Linked DNA regions of Homo sapiens: region 1 is linked to region 2. A link is a loop called in an ENCODE intact Hi-C map of the cell type or tissue named here. Cell type or tissue: PC-9. All regions are shown on one strand. Links, peaks and the distances in the headings refer to the core of each region. The heading gives the core; the rest is flanking DNA.

Evidence for each region. A loop is a pair of places that touch in the nucleus more often than their neighbours do. Peaks named below come from ENCODE experiments on the same cell type or tissue, not always from the same donor. Only the 100,000 strongest peaks of a DNase experiment are listed, where the experiment ranks them.
Region 1: it touches region 2 in a loop (2.0-fold over the local background); 3 of 110 quality-filtered maps call a loop at or near these places.

Annotation. Positions count from the first base shown.
Region 1 is chr1:113,190,600-113,193,519 of GRCh38, forward strand. No RefSeq gene overlaps it. Among named protein-coding and RNA genes, the nearest start is that of LRIG2, 120 kb to the left of the region's middle. RefSeq lists an enhancer at 1,616-1,725. In PC-9, for the core only: no CTCF peak of the experiment used is centred there; a DNase peak (open chromatin) is centred at 1,272; H3K4me3 peaks cover 1,637 bases; H3K27ac peaks cover 1,935 bases.
Region 2 is chr1:113,323,634-113,326,553 of GRCh38, forward strand. No RefSeq gene overlaps it. Among named protein-coding and RNA genes, the nearest start is that of MAGI3, 65 kb to the right of the region's middle. In PC-9, for the core only: no CTCF peak of the experiment used is centred there; DNase peaks (open chromatin) are centred at 398 and 1,598; H3K4me3 peaks cover 641 bases; H3K27ac peaks cover 2,478 bases.

The DNA.
Region 1 (2,920 bases), core at 263-2,762, 130 kb before region 2:
TTACAATGACTGGGGGATGCTAGCAGCATTTAGCGCCTGGAACTCAGAAATGATAAATGTCCTGCAATGAGCGGGTTAGTCCCATGTCCAGCCAGTAGTGCCTAGGTTGAAAAACAACACATGTGGGGTAATGGGACATTGACTCTTCCCTGTCGTCTCCATGCTCCCAAGAACTCCATTCTGGCTTGTGAAAAACTAGTAATGGAATTACTCGTATATGAAAATAACTAATGCCCGATAGACAAACCAAACAGTTGCCTAGGGCACCAGCAAACAGAGAGAAAGAAGGATAAGTTCAGCTGTAATGAGCTTATTCACAATTTTGCAGGCAGAAAATCTAGAAAGTTGCTTTTTAAAATTTTAGCATAAACTTTCATGTTAAACCAAAAAATAAAATTTTATTTTGAATTTCATGTGCTATAAAATTTTATTTTGAATTTCATGTGCGAGTCCCTGGAAACTTGTCAGTGCTTAGGGCAATAAAGACATTAATCAGGTTGTAGGAGTATCCCATAAAAAAGCTATAAATGTGTGATTGAGGAGTTGCTGGAAATATTCACGATGCTGACAAGGCTCATCTCAGGGAGGCAAGACTGAAAAGGAATGTAATTAGGAAATCTAATCGGTGGAGCTCTATGTTGTCTGGGGGAAGACTGTAAACAGATGATGAGAGACCAGTCACTGGTCTGTTGGTCAACAAATACTTATCCACTAACTACTGTGTCCCAGGCACTGGGCTGGGCACTGGGATACAGTGGAGAACAAGACAAGTCCCTTCCTTCAGTGTGTTTACATTCTGGAGTTGGGGAGGGAAAAACAGACAAAAATACCACAGACACAGACCCATTTATACACACCCAGACAGACACGCAGGTGATCACAGGTCAGCAGAAAGCCTAGAGAACAGTGAGTCAGAACCATTTTGCAAGTTTTTCCAGCCCTCTCAGGGGAGGTCAGTGGCCACTTGATGATGGGATCCCCAGGTCTCAGCAGGGTTGGTGAAAAGGAACCTTGAGGCTACCTACCTTCCCTTGTCCCTGCATACCCTGTCCTAGCCCAAGGCGCCGAACCTGGCAGCGGCATCCTGTGTGGGGCAGTGTGGTGGGCGGTGCCCAGCGCTAGGAAAATCCCCAGGGTCACAGCTGGGGAATCTGAGCCCTACTCAAATCTGGGTGGCTAGGAGCAGAACTTGACCAGGGGAAGGAGGCGTACGAAGATCCTGATTGCACACCAGGTAAACGGTTGGAGCGTGTGTTCTTGCCTTATTGGCTGTTGGGCTTGCGGGGGTGTGGTCTGATTTAAAGGAACTGGGAATTATTTTATGAACAATTCAGCCTGGTGTCAGAAGTGTGTGACTCAGAGTCCCAACAGGAAACAGATGTCACACTCATTAGAGTAACTCAAGGAGGGTGAATTTAACAAAGGTGTGGGTGAAGTCGTGGGAACCAGAAGGGATGTTGGGGTGTTTTTGCAGCCCGTAAGCTGAGCTGTATACCACCCCAGGCCCAAGTGAAAGGGGAGGGAGTGGACATTGAAACCAGGAAGTAAAAAAGTCATGTAGAGGAAGGTAGAGATGACAAGGTTACCTTGAGAGAGACTGAGGGGCACAGCCAGCCTTGGGCCTCCTCATGGGGAGGCAAGGTCCTTATGGGGGACCCTGTTCCTCTGCTCTGCAGTATTTGTGAGCTCCCCATTGGCCAAACCCAGTGAAAAGTCAGAGGACAGAGTGAGCAGAAAATAAGCAGGGCATGGTGACCAGTAGCCAAGGATGCAGGCAGTCCTGTAACACCCTCCATTGTAAACCAGGAACCCTGTCTCCCATGAGGTTAGCTAGCTTCAGGAAGAAAGAGGAACTATGCACCAGCCTGGCGTCTGCCCTGATGTGACTCTTATCTTGCCTACCTAACTCCATCAGGTACACAATGTTCCCCTTTGGAGCTGTCTACTTCTTTCTCCCCATGCCACACTACCTGTGGCCACCACCCTCTCTTGCCTGAATTTCTCTAACAACTTTGCCGTCTCATCCAGTCCTCTTTTTTTTTTTTGAGATGGAGTCTCACTCTGTCACCCAGACTAGAGTGCAGTGGTGCAATCTCGGCTCACCACAAGCTCCGCCTCCTGGGTTCACGCCTTTCTCCTGCCTCAGCCTCCTGAGTAGCTGGGATTACAGGGGCCCACCACCACGCCTGGCTAATTTTTGTATTTTTAATAGATATGGGGTTTCACTATGTTAGCCAGGATGGTCTCAATCTCCTGACCTTGTGATCCGCCTGCCTTAGCCTCCCAAAGTGCTGGGATTACAGGCGTGAGCCACCGCGCCCGGCCCATCCAGTCCTCTCTTGACCATGCAACCAGATCTTTCCAACGTGCTGGCCTGAGCCTATGATTTCCTTCCCTAACACCACCTCACCACAGCATCCAAATGAAATCTACACAGCTTACCATGGCTTATGAGGCCCTTCATGATCTGGCTCTGGTTTACATTTCCAGCCTCATTTCTTGCCAATTCTCATTCTCCCCTCAACAAATGCCCCTCCTCAAATCCATCCCACTATGGTCCAGCCATACAGAACTGCTCTCTGATCTCTCTCTGACCCCAGGGCCTTTGCACATGCTATTTCTCCTCCTGAAAGTCAGGAAGTCAATTCTAACGTAACTCTTTCTCATTCCTCATTCCTTTGTTGCTGGTTGGGGTAGGCAAGGGTTCTGTGCCATTCTTATATGCTCCCATAGCACCCTGGCCCTGCCCAAATCATAATTTTAAAAAATTAATTCAATAGATATTTACTGAGTACCTGTAATGCACCAAGCCCTTCCCACCTCAGGGCCTTCTCTCATGCTGTTCTTTCCACTTGCACGTTCATCCTTCTACTCTTCATCTGGGTAACTCTTACATATTCTTTGAGTCTCTGCTGAAACA
Region 2 (2,920 bases), core at 216-2,715:
TGGCAAGAACCAGTGAGGTTAAGAAGCAGCAACTGACCAAAATCCATTCTGGTGGTGCTGTGACAAAGGTAGCCATGACGTTCTGTTTCAGAGGCAGCAAAAGCAGAGGTTCTAGTGCATCCAGAGCTTATCTTCTTCTGACTTACTTGTGTACTATGATTTATTATGTATTATGCTTATTGTTAATTGTGTTAGAATGTTAGCTCCATAGGGGCAGGAATCTTTGCTTTGTTCAGTTGTGTGTCCCAAGCATCTAGAGCAGGGCCTGGCACAAAGTAGGAGCTCAATAAACATTTATGAATGAGTGTGCGCTGAGATGACCTTTTTTTTTTTTTTTATTGAGAGGGAGCCTTGCTCTGTCACCCAGGCTAAAGTGCAGTGGTGTCATCTTGGCTCACTGCAGCCTCCGCCTCCCGGATTCCAGTGATTCACCTGCCTCAGCCTTCCAGGTAGCTGGGATTACATGCACGTGCCACCACACCCTGCTAATTTTTGTATTTTTAGTAGAGATGGGGTTTCACCATGTTGGCCAGGATGGTCTTGAACTCCTGACCTCAGGTGATCTGCCTGCATCGGCCTCCCAAAGTGCTGGGATTACAGGCATGAGGCACCGTGCCTGGCTGGAGATGACATTTTTTCATCTATCAGATTGATAAAAAAGGCTTATCTGTGAGAGTGTGAAGGAATAAACATTTACACATTGTTGGTGAGATCATAAATTGCTGTAAACATTTTAAAATGTAAGATTGAAAATAATTTCATATCCAGGAATTATGCTGCACAAGTACACTGAGATCTTAATTCAAAGATGTTCATTGCAGGATTCTTTGCAATAGCAAAATATTGAAAATAAACAAAATATCAATCCATAGGGAACTGGATAAATAAATTTTTATATATTCATAGAGTAGAACTATATGCATTGACATGGAAAGGTTTCCAGACCTAGAACCCTCGGATATAAATAGTACCTAGTACTATTTTAGAAACTTTAATAAACAATTTTTTCAGAAAGGTATTCACAAGTAAGTTTTTTGCAGTGGTTGCTTTGGGGAAGCGGGTAGGTTTGGGGTTGTGGAAGGGGGGAGATTTTTGCTTTCTCATTTTATGCCTTTCTATACTATTTTACTTTCTCCCGTATGTGTGTATTATTCATATTTGTAAAAACAAAGAAAATGAAATGAGTTGACTTTTATCCCCCTACTCTGTCGTCCAGACTGGAGTGCAGGGGTGTGATCACAGCTCACTACAGCCTCAACCTCCCAGTCGAGGGGATATTTCCACCTCAGCCTCCCAGTGCTGCTAATTTTGTCTTCTAAATATTTATTGACCTCACCCCTCCTCTCTATCCTCACTTTTTGCCCTGTTTAAGGCCAGCTGGGACTACAGGCCTATGCCACCATGCCCAGCTAATTTTTAAAATTATCTGTAGGGACAAAATTATTTGTAGAGACAAAATTATTTGTAGAGACAAAGTGTCGTTGCCCAGGCTGGTCTCAAACTCCTGGGCTGCAGCAATCCTCCTGTCCGGCTCTCCCAAAGTGCCGGGATTACAGGTGTGAGTCACACATGCTTGGCCATGAGTTGGCATTTTTACTAATCAAGTTAGCAAAGTGTTTTGGTTTTGTTTAGTTGTTTTTAATGATGATTTTCTGCAGGAAGAGATATTGTGAAATGGATAACCTTACAATACCAGTGGCATTATAAATTGTTGCAATCCTTTTTGAAAGAGGTTTGATAACATGTAACAAAAGGTTTTAAACATTTGTATATTTTGATACTGTAAACATTTTTAAGAAATCTATCTTAAGGAAATCTGTCCCATACATGGAAAGCACTTTATATATAAAGATATCAATGAAATTATTATTTTAAATATCCCAACATTAGAAACAAATATCCCATAAAATATGAATTAAAGCACATCCATAGACAGTCAATATTATCTATTTAAAATAATATTTACAAAGATTTTGTTACAAAATAAATACGTTTGAGGTGTAATGTTAAGAGAAAAAAATATCACACACTGTTAGACTTAGTGGACAGAATGATCACAACCATGTTAAAGGATCTTCTTAGAAAAATACTGACAGGAATGTTAATTAGTGGGTAGCAGAACTTTTTCTTATCCTAGCTTTCGATAATTTCCAAGTTTTCTAAAATAAGCATTTATTATTTTATATTGGAAAAATAACTATTCTGTAAAGAGGAAATGAGACATGCTTGGTATGATTTGTTCATAGTCAATGTGTTCTGAGGCTAAATTAATCCACCATTTTAATTTCTAAATGAAATGTTCATTTACTGTTTCCAAAAATTGGCTACAGCATTTTGCCAAGGACCAATCATCAAACTTGCCAATTTTTATTATCCAAAGACACTCATTACTCATCACCAAGTGCTGCTAATTTTGTCTTCTAAATATTTATTGACCTCACCCCTCCTCTCTATCCTCACTTTTTGCACTGGTTAAGGCCTTTATCCTGACCGCACCTCCAGCTTCATTCTGGTTTCCCTCCATTTCACCCTCCACTCTGCCATGAGAGCAGTCTTTTTACAACACTGTTATACCACATTATTCATTTACCAAAACCTTCCCATAGCTCTTATGGCCCCAGGGCCACAGGGTTCTTGGTGAACCTACCAGACTCTCCTGACCCAAGCCCTGTCTGCATCTCCCCATCTCTCTTCAGCTGAGAATACAGAGGTGCTCATGGTTCTCTGAGCTCACCCTGCCACTTTACAACTCCTTGGCTTTGTTCATACCATTGCTTCAATCTAGAACCTTCTTCATTTGCTAACTCTCTGCCTTCCCCATGCCTCAGGCCCAACATCTGCTCCTCCAGGAAGACTTCTCTGACCCACCAGGCTGGGTCACAAAAGTGAACAAACCAATACTGCTTGTTAGGTTTTCAGA